2 separate regions of the Homo sapiens genome follow, and region 2 is linked to region 1. The links are chromatin loops, found by intact Hi-C in ENCODE. Cell type or tissue: PC-9. All regions are shown on one strand.

What was found. A loop is a pair of places that touch in the nucleus more often than their neighbours do. Peaks named below come from ENCODE experiments on the same cell type or tissue, not always from the same donor. Only the 100,000 strongest peaks of a DNase experiment are listed, where the experiment ranks them.
Region 2: it touches region 1 in a loop (11-fold over the local background); 5 of 110 quality-filtered maps call a loop at or near these places.

Annotation. Positions count from the first base shown.
Region 1 is chr6:4,354,764-4,362,763 of GRCh38, forward strand. No RefSeq gene overlaps it. Among named protein-coding and RNA genes, the nearest start is that of LINC02533, 130 kb to the right of the region's middle. RefSeq lists enhancers at 3,536-4,287, 3,565-4,764, 3,585-4,933. In PC-9, no CTCF peak of the experiment used is centred here; DNase peaks (open chromatin) are centred at 648, 3,038 and 4,068; H3K4me3 peaks cover 1,391 bases; H3K27ac peaks cover 5,444 bases.
Region 2 is chr6:4,277,631-4,285,630 of GRCh38, forward strand. No RefSeq gene overlaps it. Among named protein-coding and RNA genes, the nearest start is that of ECI2-DT, 150 kb to the left of the region's middle. In PC-9, CTCF peaks have their summits at 4,362 and 4,564; DNase peaks (open chromatin) are centred at 3,281 and 4,391; H3K4me3 peaks cover 928 bases.

The DNA of each region.
Region 1 (8,000 bases):
TTTATTTTTTATTTTTATTTATTTTTTTGAGATGGAGTCTCACTCTGTCACCCAGGCTAGAGTGCAGTGGCATGATCTTGCTCATTGCAACCTCCACTGAGTTCAAGCGATTCTCCTGCCTCAGCCTCCCAAGTAGCTGGGTGAACGTCACCACATCCCACTCATTTTTGTATTTTTAGTAGAGACGGTGTTTCACCATGTTGGTCAGGCTGGTCTTGAGCTCCTGACCTTAAGTGATTTGCCCACCTCAGCCTCACAGAGTGCTGGGATTACAGGTATGAGTCACTGTGCCCAGCCTCAAAATTTATTTTAGACCTTCAACTCTTTGTATAGTTTCATGTGCAAGGGCACTATATCAATACTGTTTGAGGATGGTTATTTTCCAATTGCTATTCCTCTTGATATGAAAGCTATGATGAGCAAGAAATTCAGAGATATAAAAAGAAATTGTTTTTTCAAAAGATGAATTTATCAACTCACGATAACATACCAGGCATAGTGATGGGCTTTGCAGGGGGAATGATGACACAAAGATGAGCAGGACACAACCCCTGTCGTGCACTCATGTGGCCTGATGGGAGGGACAGGCATGAATCAATAGGTCTTATACAATAGGATAAGAGCTACAGAGTCTGGGGACCCGGGGGTTCTGACGGCACAGGAAAGAGGGTGACTAACTTTATCTTGAAATCCTCAGGAACGCTCTGGAGAGGATTAGTAATTGAACTGGCTCTTGCAGGCTGAGTAGGTGTTTGCCAGTTGACAACAGAATGTAGGGGGAGGATGTCCAAGAAGAGGAGAGGAGGGCTTTACAAGTGCAGAAAGGCCAGGAAATCACAGTCTTCCCAGAATGTGTGGAAAGTGAGAGGCTTAGGGGCATGGCCAGCCATGGGCAGTGAAGCAGCTTAGCCCTAGGTTTTCAAGGCCTTTAAACACCACCCTTGGGAACCCAAACTTTGCCCTTGAGTTTGTTACTGTGGAGCCGTGTAACGTTCTGGAGGGTAGTCATATTTTATATTTCAGTTATGGAAACTTTACTGCTTTATTAAATAGAAAAACATCAATTGTTGGTTTTTTGCATACCTTACCAGTGTTCACTCAAAGACATGTTTCCTTATTTATTTATTGCTGTTGCATTTTTTTAAACTTTTATTTTAGATTCAAAGGTACATGTGCAGTTTTATTATATAGGTAAACTGTGTGTCAAAGGGGCTTGGTGTACACGTTATTTTGTCACCCAGGTAATAAGCATAGTACCTGATAGGTAGTTTTTCAATCCTCTCCCTCCTCCAACAACAGATATGGCCCCCTGTCTGTTGTTTCCTACTTTGTGTCCACTTGTACTCAACATTTAGCTTCCATTTTTAAGTGAGAACATGTGGTATTTGGCTTTCTGCTCTTGTGTTAGTTTGCTTAGGATAATGGCCTCCAGCTCCATCCATGTTGCTGCAAAGGACATGATGTCATTCTTTTTTATGGCTGCATAGTATTCCATTGTGTGTGTGTGTGTGTGTGTGTGTGTGTGTGTGTGTGTGTGTATCACATTTTTTAAATCCAGTCTACCATTGATGGGCATTTATGTTCATTCCATGTCTTTGCTTTTGTGAATAGTGCTTCGATGAACATACTTGTGCATGTGTCTTTATGGTAGAAAGATTTATATTCCTTTGGGTATATATCCAGTAATGGGATGACTGGGTTGAATGGTAATTCTATTTTAAGTTATTTGAGGAATCGCCACACTGCTTTTCACAATGGTTGAATTAATTTACACTCCCACCAGCAGTGTATAAGCATCCCCTTTTCTCCACAACCTCGCTAGCATCTATTATTTTTTTACTTTTTAATAATACAATTTCTGACTGGTGTGAGATGGTATCTCATTGTGGTTGCAGTTTGCATTTCTCTAATGCTTAGTGATGTTGAGCATTTTTCATGTTTGTTGGCTGCAAATATGTCTTCTTTTGAAAAGTGTCTGTTCATATGCTTTGCCCACTTTTTAATGGGGTGTGTTTTCTGCTTATAAATTTGTTTAAATTCCTGATAGATTCTGGATATTAGACCTTTGTCAGATGCAAGTTTGCAAATATTTTCCCTCCATTAAAGACGTTAAGTTTATAGAGATGGCCAATCACCCTCTGACTTTCAACTTAGAGATGAGATCATTAGTTTGTTCCTCTTAAAAACATGTTAAATGGAAAAAGGGATATTTTTTTTTCCCAGAAAGAAAGAGGTCATTTTTCTTTTTTCAAGTTTATGGAGAGCACTGTATTTAAACTGTCTTCTGAGTTTCCTGGCCGCATATCTAGGGAATAAGAGCAGTTTCCCAAGGATAGAAACGAAACAGTACTTCCTTTGTTCTACTTCTACTTGATGGGGGACACCCAGGAACTTCAGATGCTTTCAGTGGAGCTGGCAAGTCCCCATGGGGAGCCTGTTACGTGCCCGGCAGCCCTGTCTTCATCCACTGTTGTGCTCAGTTCCTGTTGGGAATCACTCTGTGGTGTGTCAGGTACTGCCAACACCAAAGTGCTGGGCTCAGCTATGGAGGCACCTGTAAACATCAGCATGCTGGCCACCACCCCCACCTCAGGATGCCCCCAACTCTGGGAGCATTACAGGTCTGTAATCAGCACCATAGAGTGTTAGAAACGGGTCTGGCTAGGGACATAAAAGAGGATTGCCAGACTAGGGACAGTTGTGACCAGAAGCAATAAACCTCCAGTGCCAGCAATTAGTTCATGGTTTTCTTCCACCCCACTTGCTGCATGGGAGCAAATGTGAGAAAGGCAGATGGCAGGGTTGGAGGTCAACTGGGCGAGCACAGCTGGACCAGGGAGGGAGGGAAGTTGCAGTGTTGTGTTGAAAGGGCCAAAGAACCCAGATGCGGAAGGAAGGAAGGAAGGAATGATGGAAGGAAGGAAGAAAGGAAGGGAGGGAGGGAGGAAGGAAAGCCAGGAGTGTTGTGTCAGAATGAAAGCATCTGTGAGGAGTGAGCCTGGAGTTGAAGAACTGGTTTAGTGAGAAGGAGGGCGTGGGAGAGGTGGAGAGGCCCTTGGGGTGAGAGATTTTATTTGTCATGGTTTAGATGCCCCAGATCAGAGAGGTGAATTTCACATATGAAGTATTGAGGTTTTAAGATGAAAAGTCAGCACATCAATACATACTTTGTATCTCCTTAGAATGTAATGTGGCACATATACACCATGGAATACTATGCAGCCATAAAAAATGATGAGTTCATATCCTTTGTAGGGACATGGATGAAATTGGAAATCATCATTCTCAGTAAACTATCGCAAGGACAAAAAACCAAACACCGCATGTTCTCACTCATGGGTGGGAATTGAACCATGAGAACACATGGACACAGGAAGGGGAACATCACACTCTGGGGCCTGTTGTGGGGTGGGGGGAGGGGGGAGGGATAGCATTAGGAGATATACCTAATGCTAAATGACGAGTTAATGGGTGCAGCACACCAACATGGCACATGTATACATAGGTAACTAACCTGCACATTGTGCACATGTACCCTAAAACTTAAAGTATAATAATAATAAAAAAGAATATTTACTTTTTTGAGGTGTGCTCCAAAAACCACCCCCAGCATCTTAGGCTCTGGCTGACTGCTGCTCACCTGTGACCATCTCTAAGTCTGAATCCACATGGCTACACCGTCATGTTATCTGCAGTGCTGTTACTAAAAATGAGATCCTTTTCCTCATGTCCAAATCAGGGCTTCATCTGGATGGGGTCCCAGCTCTGGCACAGGCCAATGGCAGGAGAGTTCAGGGATGGGCACACCTGGCCGGCTGAGGGGAGCCTACAGCCAGGCTGGCCTCCCCAGCCTCTTCAAGTGCAGGGCCTGGCGAAGGCCTGCCCTCTTGGCACCTGTCCTGTTGGTCCTGGGACAGAGCCCACAGCTTGGGATAGTCCTGTGGGAGGGGGAGGTTGAGTCACTTTGCATCACATTCATGTCTCTGCAAATGCTGAGTCACCCTGGATGCAGAGCGAGAGGATGCTGTGGCTGCCTGCCGGGAACGTCTGAACTGGGCAGCCCTTTGCCATTGGCAGGAATGAGTGGGCGTGACGCATTCTCTCCAGTTCTGTGCCTTAGTCACCAAGGTCACTAGATTATGTGTGTCATGCGAGGGAGGCGCATAAAGGGCTGGGAAAGGTGGCAGGCTGCGGTGGGGGAGAGAGAAGGGCAGGAGCAGGCTTGTGTTTCAGATCTCAGCTTTCCTTAGCAAAGGGAGCTTCAGCTTTTCCACGCCCTCTCTGTGTATTCTTTAATTTTCCGGTCTCCCCTTAAGATGACTTTGCAGTTAATCAGGCTTGAATCTTCACGGTCTCTTGTTGCTACAGGATGAAGTTTCAGTTCTTAGCCTGGCATTTAAGGGTCTACAATTTGGTGGCCCAGCCATCATGTCCTGGGAACAGCTCTGGCCCTGGAGAGGAAGCCTCTCGAGGCTGTCACAGTTTGGTTCTTCTTTCCCAGGACAATCCTCCACTGCTCTCCTGGCCAGCTGCCTCCTCCAGCCAGCCGGCCCTCTCCCTCCCTGCTCTTCCCAAGTCCCAGGCTCAAAGTGCGGCTCACATCCCTCCTTTCCCTGAGCCTTCCCAGACAGCCAGCCCCACAGTGGCCTCCTTCCATTCTCAAAGCCTTTGGTGGCACTTCATGGCAGAGCCAGGGTAGAAAACAGGGACGATGAGACTTACAAATCTGAGCTCAAATTCCAGATCCTTCTCTGACTTGCAGTGTGATCTTGTGCAAGACACAAAACCTCCTGGCCCTTAGATTTCTTCTTCTGCTACAAATGATCAGAGGTTCATGAGGGAAATGGAACTTAGTGTCTGAGTGCTGGGCACAAGGTAAGGACTCAATCAGTGCTGGCCCCGCCTCTTTTGCTCTCACCGCCTCTTACTTTTTTATGACTTCTTTAGCATCCATTATATCCATGTATGTTTATATTTAAAGTTATTTTATTATGTGTGTGTATACTGATTCCCTAATTGAATTGATTGTGTGTTTTCATTCATTTTTTGAAAGAATTTTTGTGGAGAGTCTATTATGTTCCACAGCTTGTGCCAGACACTAGGGAGTCAAAGGGGGAAAGATGCTGTTCCCAACAGAAAGTCTGGTCTTATACTTCTTTGTAAAGTCACCATAAATATTCTTTAGTGACAGGTAGAGTGAAAATAAACAAAATATTTTCCACATAGTGATAAGTATAATAGATGCCAAATAAATATTTGTTGAGTTTTAGCTTTGGAGTTTTAGATGAAAAGTGTGAAATGCCTTCATGATATTTTATTTCAGAGCTTAACATATTTCAGTTGTGACCAAATTGAAAAGTCCGAACCTTCAAAACTGAAATGCTAGGAAATGATTGCTCATGATCTAGAAGGATTTGTCAAGGGCTTTCTTTAAAAGCCTTCAGCCTCGCGGGGCTCCGTGTGTGTACACACGCATGTGCGTGTGTTCTGAGGGCTACCAAGAGAAGCAAGGGTTGCAGGGAAGGCTCTAACAACGCCCTTGAAGGGAAAAGTCAATCAGAAACAAATTGACTACAGCTGTGAGATTCTAATGTATGTCAATGAAGAGATAAGATTCAATCTACAAATATTTGAATTACATGCAAAATGTAAGTCACAAATCTCGCACCTAAAGTCAGGGTTACCTTCCAATACTCCAGCCTTGTTGTACAAGTCGGGGCTTACACCATCGCAGGGCAGAACTGCTCCCATAATGAGTATAGGAAATATTCAGCCCACCATTTCTGAATAAATATCAGTGCATAGCACATTTCTAGTCTTTAAAATGTCTAACTGCTTTCTGCATGAGTTCCCATAGTCAAAACAACACCCTTCTTCCCTCCTTCCTCCTCAGGTCTCACATTTGTGACTGCTCCCTCAACAGAGTCCCAGGCTTTCTTTTCTGTGTAGATTCTTGCAGAGCTTTCTTGAAATGGAGCCGCCTCATCAATAGGCCACCCTGCACTGCCAGCTCTGTTAAGTAACCAAGTCTCTGTTGGGCGGAATTTGTGGGTCTGGATTTGTGACTATATTCCAGGTGTCTCCTAGTGGCTCTCAACAATCTTTGGTCCATATTTATGGCCCCTTGTTTCTTACCTGCATCTGCAGGACAGGCCGTCTTCTGAGGAGCTGTCCAAGCTTCCTGAACTTGCCTTGAGGGGCCCTGCAGTCAAGATAATACTCCCTGCAACCCTAGGTTCCATTGTTCCACCAGATGCTCTATGCCACTTGCAGCCATCATCACTAGCAATAACCACGGTGATGGAACTTTACATTTCTGCAGGAGTTTACAGCCTGCAAAGGGCTTTCACATACATCGCCTCAGTGTAGGTGACTGACCATGGTGCTGCCCTGCCCAACAGCCTTCAGTGGTGGCTGGAATTCCAGTCTCCTTCCCGGGGTGTTCATGGCCCCCATCTCCTCGCTGTGCAGGCCAGCTCTCACCTCTTTGCCGCCTCCCCATCCCACCTCCCACTGCAAGCTCCCGGAACTTCAAACTGCCTGTGGCTCTCAACACACACATCTCCCTCCTCTCACCCTCCGTATCTCGGCTTTGCCTGTCCTTCAGCCTATGTGGCTTCCCTATCTGCTCTGCTCTTTCTTCCACCCCCAACCCCCCTGCCATGCTCCTCCCCAGCTGTGCCAGGCCCCCTTCTCAGGGCTCGTAATGTCCTGTGCATATCTCTCTGATGGCCTCTGTGGGTGTGTGGCTTTCTTATTGGGATAGAATATACCAAACATAAAATTTGCCATTGTAACCATTTTTAAGTGTACAGTTCAGTGGCATTAAGCATGTTCACATTGTTGTGCGACCACCACCACCCATCTCCAGACATTTTTCATCTTCCCAAACTGAAGCTCTCTACCCATTTGTATCAGTTTGCTTGGGCTTCCATGGCAAAGTACCAGACTGCGTGGCTTAAACAACGGACATTTATTTTCTTACAGTCTGGAGGCTGGAAGTGCAAGATCCAGGCGTTGGCAGGGTTGGCGTCTGGTGAGACCTCTCCTCCTGGCTGTGGCTGGCCAGCTTCTCCCCGTGTCCTCACATGGCCTTTCTTCTGTGTGCTTATTGAGAGAGGGGGCTCTGGCATCTCTTCCTTTTCTTACAGAGACACCAGTCCCATTGGACTGGGGCTTGGCCTTCATTTAACTCTAATTACCTCCCTAAGGCCCAGTCTTCAAATACAGGCACACTGGGGATTAGGGTTTCAACATATGCATTTCGGGGGGCACAGTTCAGTCTCTAACATCATTGAGGAGTAACTCCCACTCTCTCCCCCAGGCCCTGGCAACCACCATTTCACTTTCTGTTTCTATGAATTTCACTCCTGTAGGTAGCTTGTATAGGTAGAATCACACAGTGTTTGTCCTTTTGTGACTGGCTTATTTCACTCAGCATCATGTCCTCAAGATTCATCTGTGTTGTAGCATGCGTCGGAATTTCCCTCCTGTTTAAGGCTGAGTGATATTCCGCTGTCTGCACACACCACATTTTGTTGATCCACACATTCACCAATGAAACCACTGTGTTAGAGAGGTGTTTGTGTCTGTCTCTACTCTGAGGTCGGACCCTTTGTCTAATACTTCTCTGTATCTCACGCACCAAACACCGTGCCTGGCATGTCATTCTCTTGATAAATGTTGAAGGAACAAATGAGTCAATTATTTAACATGCTGACCATCATGACAGCCCTGAGTTAGGCAAGCTTCCCATTCCTACTTCCATTTCTCAGATGAGGAACTCAGACTTGGAAACGTAAAGGGACTTTCCATTTTATCAATTGCCTTTCTCATCCTGCTGGTAATTATGTGAAGCAGAAATCTTCCTGCTGTCTTTGGCCCCCAGACATCATGCCCTATGTTAGACATCAATCATATAGCTTGATTTCTATAAAGGCAACTGGACTTCCTGGGAAAGAGCTAGTACAGCTCTTACAATGATGCAGAAGTAAAGCCAG
Region 2 (8,000 bases), 77 kb before region 1:
CAGCCTCCATAATCACGAGTCATTTTTCCTAATGAATCCTCTCTCATTATCTATCATCTGTCCATCCATCCTATTTGTTTTGTCTAAGTGGAAAACCCTAATATAAGAGACAGTGGAGACCCCCCTTCTTGTTCTCTGTGGGGGACATGCCGTTCTTTTTTCTTGGAAGAGTGTGGGTTGCACTGTCGGGCCAGACAACACACTTCTTATAGTGTTATTCTATCTTTCTGTCTCTCTTTCCCTCCCTCCCTCCCTCCCTTCCTTCCTTCCTTCCTTCTTTCCTTCCTTCCTCTCTCCCTCCCTCTCTCCCTCCCCCTCTCTCTTTTTCTTTTTTTCTTTCCTTCCTTCCTTCTTTCTTTCTCTCTCTCTCCTTCCTTCCTTCTTTCCTTCCTTCCTTTCTCCTACACCTGAGCATTTTTTTATTGAGATGTAATTAATATTCCATAAAATTTGCCTTTTTAAAGTGTACAATTTGATGGTTTTTAATGTAATCACAAAGTTTTGTAACCATCACCACTAATTCCAGGACATTTCTATTACTCCCAGAAAGAAACACCAACCCCATTAATAGTCACTTCCCATGCTCCCCTCCTCCAGCCCTTGGCAACCACTAATCTACTTTCTGTCTCTATGGATTTGCCTTTCCAGACTTCATATAAATGGAATCTATAACGTGGCTTTTGGGGTCTGGCTTATTTTATGTAGCATAATGTTCTCAAGGTTCACCCATGTTGTTGTATATATTGGTTTTTCATTCTTCTCATGGCTGAATAATATTCAATTGTATGTATAGACCACATTTTGTTTATCCATTCATCAATTGATAGACATTTGTGTTGTTTTCACTTTTTGGCTATCATGAATAATGCCTCTGTGAACCTTTGTGTACAGGTTATTATGTGGATGTATCTTTTCAATTCTCTTAGGCATGTATCTAGGAACAGAATTACTGTTTAATTTACTTTAGAATAGCAAAATTGTTTTCCAGAGGGAAACACCATTTTACATTTTCACCAGCAGTGTATGAGAGTTCCAGTATCTCCACACTCTCTCCGCCACATTTGTCTATCTTTTTTATTATAGCTATCCTGGTAGGTGCGAAGTGGTACCTCATTGTGGTTTTGATTTTCATTTTCCTAATTACTAGTGATGCTGAACATCTTTTCTTTGCATATTGGCCATTTGTATATCTTTTTTGTATGTAATTTCTGCCTATTCAAATCGGTTGCTCAAAAAATTTCGTTCCTTGTCTTTTTATGATTACATTATAAGAACTCTTTATATATTCTAAATACTAGATGCTTATCATATATATGATTTGCAAGTATTTTCTCCTATTCTGTGGGTTGTCTTGTCACTTTCTTGATAGTGCCCTTTGCCACAAAAAAGTTTTTAATGTTGATCAAGTCTATTTTTTGACTTCATCTGTAAAATCCATAATTTTGATGTATCTTTCTTTTTCTTTTTTTGCTTAACGCTTTTGGTGTCACGTCTAAGAAACCATTGCTTAATCCAAGGTCACACAGATTTACTCCTCTGTTCTTTTTAGAGTATCATATCTTAGCACTTACACTTAAATCTCTGATTCATTTTGAGCTAATTTTGTATGTGGTGTGAGGTACAGGTCCAACTTCATTCTTTTCCATGTGGATAGCCAGTTATTCCAACACCATTTGTTTGAAAGACTATTCTTTCTTCATTGGGTTTCCTGGGAACCCTTGTCAAAAACCAATTAACTATAAATATATGATTTTATTTCTGGACTCTCAATACATGTCTATCCTTATGGCAGTACTGCACTGTCTTGGTTAGTGTAGATTTGTCATACATTTTGAAATTGGAAAGTTTGTGTCTTTCAACTTTGTTTTTTTTCAAGACTGTTTTGGCTATTCTGGGTCCCGTGTATTTCTATATAAATTTTATGATCAGTTTGTCAATTTAGACAAAAGAGGCGGCAGGAATTTTCATAAGGATTGCATTGAATCTGTAGATCAACTTAAGGAGTATTGCCATGTTAATGTTATTGTCTTCTAGAGTGTTATTCTTAAAAAAACAAGACAAATCACTGATTTCAACAGTTACTCAACTTCCATTTGCAACAGTTTAGTTTTTCTGCAATGTAAGTCACTCCTATTTACTCCAGCTACATTAAAAAATGGAATGCTTCACCTTGTCTGTAAATTATCTTCTTTGTACCAGATGAGCTCAACTATATTTCCTTATGAGACCTTAACGATTCCATTTTACTAGGGTTATTAGGTGTAGGTACTATATGAATTTCACTAAAAGATGAAGAAATCAGCTGGCCATGGTGGCTCACGCCTATAATCCCAGCACTTCGGGAGGCTGAGGCCGGTGGATCACCTGAGGTCAGGAGTTCGTGACTAGCCTGGCTAACATGGTGAAATCCCATCTCTACTAAAAATACAAAAATTAGCCAGGTGTCGTGGCATGCACATGTAATCCCAGCTACTTAGGAGGCTGAGGCAGGAGAATCACTTGAACCCAGGAGGCGGCGGTTGCAATGAGCCGAGATTGCGCCATTGCAGTCCAGCCTGAGTAACAAGAGTGAAATTTCATCTCAAAAAAAAAAAAAAAAAAAAAAGATGAAGAAGTCAAGGCAAAAAAACTAACATTCAAGCAATTACCTCACTTGCCACAGAAGAACAGCTAGATCTGTGATGAGAATGAAAGACTGTAGTTCCCACAGTACTGTGCTCTCCCGAGGAATTAGGAAGAGCTGGTTTCCCATCCCAACTGCTTGTTCTCCGTTCCCCTGTCTTAGTGTGGAATTTTGAAAAAGTACTTAATTTCTCTGAATCTGTTTTTTTATCTTCATTACGGTGGTGTGATCCAGGTGACCAAGTGACCTCGTGGGCCTGTGTCTGTAATATGACACACTCATTTTTAATGACAAATTATAGTTACCAAAGCTACACCCTCCCCAGCCTGGCTTCCAGAAACCCTCTTCACAGTGTCCCCTATTTGTTCTGAGTCTCAAAAGAGTGTCTCCTGTGCGCAGAGCCAGTCTGTTAGCTGCAGTCGTCTGCTCCATCACATCACTCCCGTTGACTCTCCTGCACCTGTTCCCCACCTCCACCCACCTTGTTTCTGCAGGGCCACAAGGAGTGCTTGTCATTGCATTGCCAAAACCAGGCAAGGTTGTTGTTTTGGGATTCATTCAAAGCTCCCTGTCCTATGGGCACCAGAGCAGGGCTGTTTCTATGCAGACAAGAAGAATAGTCTCCTCCACTCCAAATGCAGCAAGCAAGTCTGCCCAGCCCTGGAGTCCTTGACTCATACTTGAAGAATCCTATCAGCGTCATGCCCTTGTATTCCTGGCCATACTCCAGCTGGTGGAAGCCCTTAGAGGGGGGAAACATAGCATTCCATCACCACCTTCTCCCCATCACCTAGCCTGCTCCTCTCTCCCAGGTCACCACATAGAAGCTTGGATTAATGCAAGCCCACCAAAAGAAAACTGGCATGGGGCAAGGGGTGGGGGACCGTGTGTGGATCTTACCAGCAGCAGCTGGTGCCTGCTCTGGGGGCAAACATGAGGTCTCTGATGATTTAAAATGATACCTACCCCGGGAGGTGGCGTGAGATTAACTGAAATAATGCAAGGCAAGTCCTGGCACCAAAGACATTCCCCCCAGGGTTTCAAAATGTCAAAGATGATGAGGTCCCTTCTCTGGTAAAGGGTGCATTTATTTTCCAAATACTTCTCACTGCCTCAACGGAAATTTGCCTGGGCCTGTGGTTCCAGGGAACACTGTTTGGGGCAACCCCGTTTTCTTCCCGTGGACATGTGTGGCTCCATTCGAGTCCAGGAGGCAGACCAAACGCAGGGTCAGAATCGCTGCCTCGTATGCTCACCTGGACAGGCACTGGGAGATGAAGGACCATCTGTCTCTCGGTCCATGGTTTGGTCCAGCTGGTGCAAGAACCCCAGGTGCCGAAGGCGTTGCAGCCACCCTCCCCTGCCCACATGCCTGGGCGTCTCCGAACACTCCCCTTGGCGTCCACCACAAATAGAAGATTGTTTCATCCACCCATGCAAGGTCTTTCCCAGGACTCCTCCTACCCAGAAACCCAGGTGGTTCTCAGGGAGCTGCGCCAATCCCTCTGGCTGCACCCCGCAGACCCTGCCCACGCTCCAGCGCCACGTCCTCCGCAAGCGCGGTGATATGGCTCATCCTTCCCTTCTCGCCTTTCTCACAGCCCAGGTGCTGCACCCAGGCAGTCTGACGAAGCTGTTCCCGCTCCCAATCTGGCCAGACACGGCTCTGCGTAATTGCGCTCTGCGGTCCACCTGCTCCCCCGCGGCAGTCCCCCAGCTCCGCAGCAGGTGGGGCCGCCGCACAACCTCGCAGGCCCAGTGAGACATAGGAAACGCCAAACTGGGTTACGTAAGTGGGTTAGGCAGGTGGCGGGCGAGGTGCGTTCTACAGGAAAGTTGTGAATCAGGAGTCTGGCAACGTGAATTCTCAGTTCTCCTTTTGGTTTCATTACAACAAGCAGCTATTGGATGTCTGGTGTGTTCGCAGAAGTGTGATAGATGACTCCGTGTCGGAATACAGAAGCAGAGGGAGGGCTCTGGGAACAAAGCCCTGAGGATGAGACGCAGTCCTCAAACTCGACAGTTCACAGTCCGCAGGGGAGCAGACGTGGGAGCAATAATACAGCACATTACCACACATATAATAGTGAAAAATGTATGCAAGGTGTGGGGGGAGGGGGTGGATGGAGCGGGGAGGGGGGTGGATGGAGCAGGGAGGGGGAAAGAGAGCGATTCTTTCTGGAGTCAGTAAAGTCTCCAGGGACGCTCAACCTGAGTTTTGAAGAACAGATACAATTTTGCAAGGTGGCCAAGAGCATAGAAGAACGTTCTTGTTAGAGGAAACCAGAGTCGGGGGGTTTGGTGCCCTCCCATAATCTCCTCAACACCCTTCAAAGCTACCCTAAATAAGCATTCTAAGCATAAATAGCTAGTTTGCTATGTGAAATGTGAACTCCATGTCAAGACAAATCTGTACTGTCCTTTTCAATCCTACATACTAGCTTGAGCTGACACTCAGGGAGAGGTGTGGGTTGGGGCTTTGGGGACAAAGGACTGAGTAGTTCTGGAACTACAACAGGGGCAGACAAGACCATAAAGGACTTTGGAGGTCATGCTTAAGGACTTAAGCTTTATCTTGTAGGCTGGAGCTTGCAAGCTGGTGGCCATGAGATGACCTTTTTTTTTTTTTTTTTAAACCCTACGTACTTGTTTTGTTTAATTCTTATAAAGTTTTAAAAGTCAGTACCTTTCTGGCATCTCTTGGAAAAATCGGAGGGTTTGATGTCACTGGACTCACCATCCTGCCATAAGCTGGCTCCAGGTTGTAGCTGCTTCCTGGAAACCAGGCACCAGCTTGCCCTTTGTCTCAGTCCCTGCCATTCCCTCAGGCTTCCTGGGATCCTGTCTGGGCTCTGCAGGGGTCTCAGTCCCTGGAGGCAACAGGGACACACTTATCACTTGTCAGCACAGTCCAACGGTAAGATCTGGGCTGGTAACATGGTGAGGTGATTGAATTTGAAAGGAAGGGATGGAAGCAGGGAAACATGTCAGTCAGCCTTAGAGAGGAGAGTCCAGATTCAAGTAAAGTGGGAAACCTGTCCCTCCACTCCCCACCCGTGCACGTGCAGGTACACTCAGGCACACACTCTGAGTACAGCAAGACTGCTCTCTCTTCTTCAACTCTTTGAGTTCTTAGTTTCTTAAGATTTCTTTACCCTGTCAAGAATCACTCATGTTTAATTAAGACCACTTTCTTTTGAGAATAGGAGGGAAGTACAAATACCATTTTTTTGTAGGCCTGCTTCTCCCTTCTGCCCTCACCCTTAGAGATGGAGCTGGGTTTTGGCCCAAGGAGAACTTCAAATCTTGGACCATCAATTTTCCGACTCTAAAGGACCCCTCGCAGGATTAAGCTGCATACTTTTCGAGTATCTCTAGTATTCATCCCCCAAAGAACCAGTGCAATATTCTTCCCCTGCTAAGGAAAAATGGAGAATTGTAGGATGAAGTGTGTCAGGGGAATAAAAGAGAAGGTACCCTCTGTGGCCCTAGAGCCATGTATAATCCACTGCAAATCCCCTCTCCAAATTACAGTGATTTGTAGTGGAGGGAAAAAAAAGAAAAAGACTGAATTTCATTCCTGCCTTCAACATTTTCATCCAGTCCACTGTTTGGTGACCCACTTGGAGTGGCTCTTAGTCTCCATTAGTGCAGCAGGATGGGAGAAGGATTGTACAATGTCAGTCTGTTGCCAGGCAGACGAAAACCAAGTAGTAGTATTTCTCTGGCAAATAATCTAGCCAGTCTTGGTCTCTATTGCTAGAGCTAATTACACTCACAGGTGCCATGTTACTTATTTAATCATCTTATTCAATGCCACTCTTCAACATTGCACTTTTAAATAAAATAAGGTTTCTTTGCATGGTCTCAATGATAAATGCCAGTAGAGACAGAAATGAAGATTTGAAATTTCCTGTTGTGTATATGCTCTCCCCTGCTCGGAACATGTATGCCTACTAGCAATCAGTTTTCATGCACCAGTTGTGGTGTGCTGAGTGGGCGGCAGAGACTGGGACAGAGGCTCACTCATTGATTCAGCAAACATTCTGTCCTAGAGTGGGTTCTCAGGGAAGCAGATGCTAAGTCAAGGATTCAAGAGCAAGGAGTTTATTGGCACTCTGGAAGTGAAGAAGACAGAAAGGAGGGTGGCCAGTAAAGGGTGCATTGTTGAATTTGCTACCATTGTGGGAGCTTAATCATACTGGGAAACTTTAAGATCCAGTGTAGAATACATGCCTCAGAGTTATCTCACCAAGGGGTGAGGAAGCTTGGGTATTTCTACACAAAGTCCCATCAATCACTGGTTGAGGCTGCTCCTAGGGAGCATGACTTTCCTGGAACTTATGCCTTGATCCTGAAATAGGCAAAGCAGGCTTTAGTGGCCAGAGAAAGCCCTGGGGCAAGCAGGGGCTGGCAGTTGGAAGTTGGACCAGCTTCAACTAAAGAGATAAGCACAAGGGGCTATGGATGGGGCAGTGACAGAATCTGCAACATATTCTTTGAGGACTTCCTGTGTGCCAGGCACTGTCAGGTCACCATTATAGAGATGGATTTTGTCTCTGCCTTCATAGAGCTTATAGGTTAGTAGAGGAGATGGACAAGTAACCAGGCAGAGCCCAAAAGATGGGATATTTTCGGATGGTAGGAAAGAGAAGTGTGTCTCAGTAGGCCTCCTGGAGAAGGTAACACCTAAGCTAGCCCTGAATTAGGAATAGAAATGTTTATAGGTGGCTGGAAGCAGCATGTGCAAAGGTCCTAAGGAGACTGAGTTTGCAGCAAGTTTAAGAAACTACAAAGGCTGGGCACGGTGGCTCACGCCTGTAATCCCAGCACTTTGGGAGGCCAAGGCGGGTGGATCACGAGGTTAGGAGATCGAGACCATCCTGGCTAACACGGTGAAACCCCGTCTGTACTAAAAATACAAAAAATTAGCTGGGTGTGGTGGCGGGTGCCTGTAGTCCCAGCTACTCGGGAGGCTGAGGCAAGAGAATGGTGTGAACCCAGGAGGCGGAGCTTGCAGTGAGCCGAGATAGTGCCACTGCAGTCCGGCCTGGGCGACAGACTGAGACTCCTTCTCAAAAAAAAAGAAACTACAAAAACTTGATATGCCTGGATTGTAGAATTTAAGAGATTAAAAGAATAAGGGAATAAGGGTAAGAATAAGGGTGGTTAAAGAATCTGGAGGGGGAGCCAGACAGTGGAGAAGTTGGAAAACTGCTTGGATAGTTCCTAGAGGCATTTCTTTCCCAAGACCAATTCTACTTCCAATTAGGATTTCAAGTCCTTAAGTGGTCATCCCTAGCCTCTCCCTACCTGTTTTGATCTTGCACACAACCTTTTCTCTTATACAAATTCTAACAGAAGTTTTCACATTTTA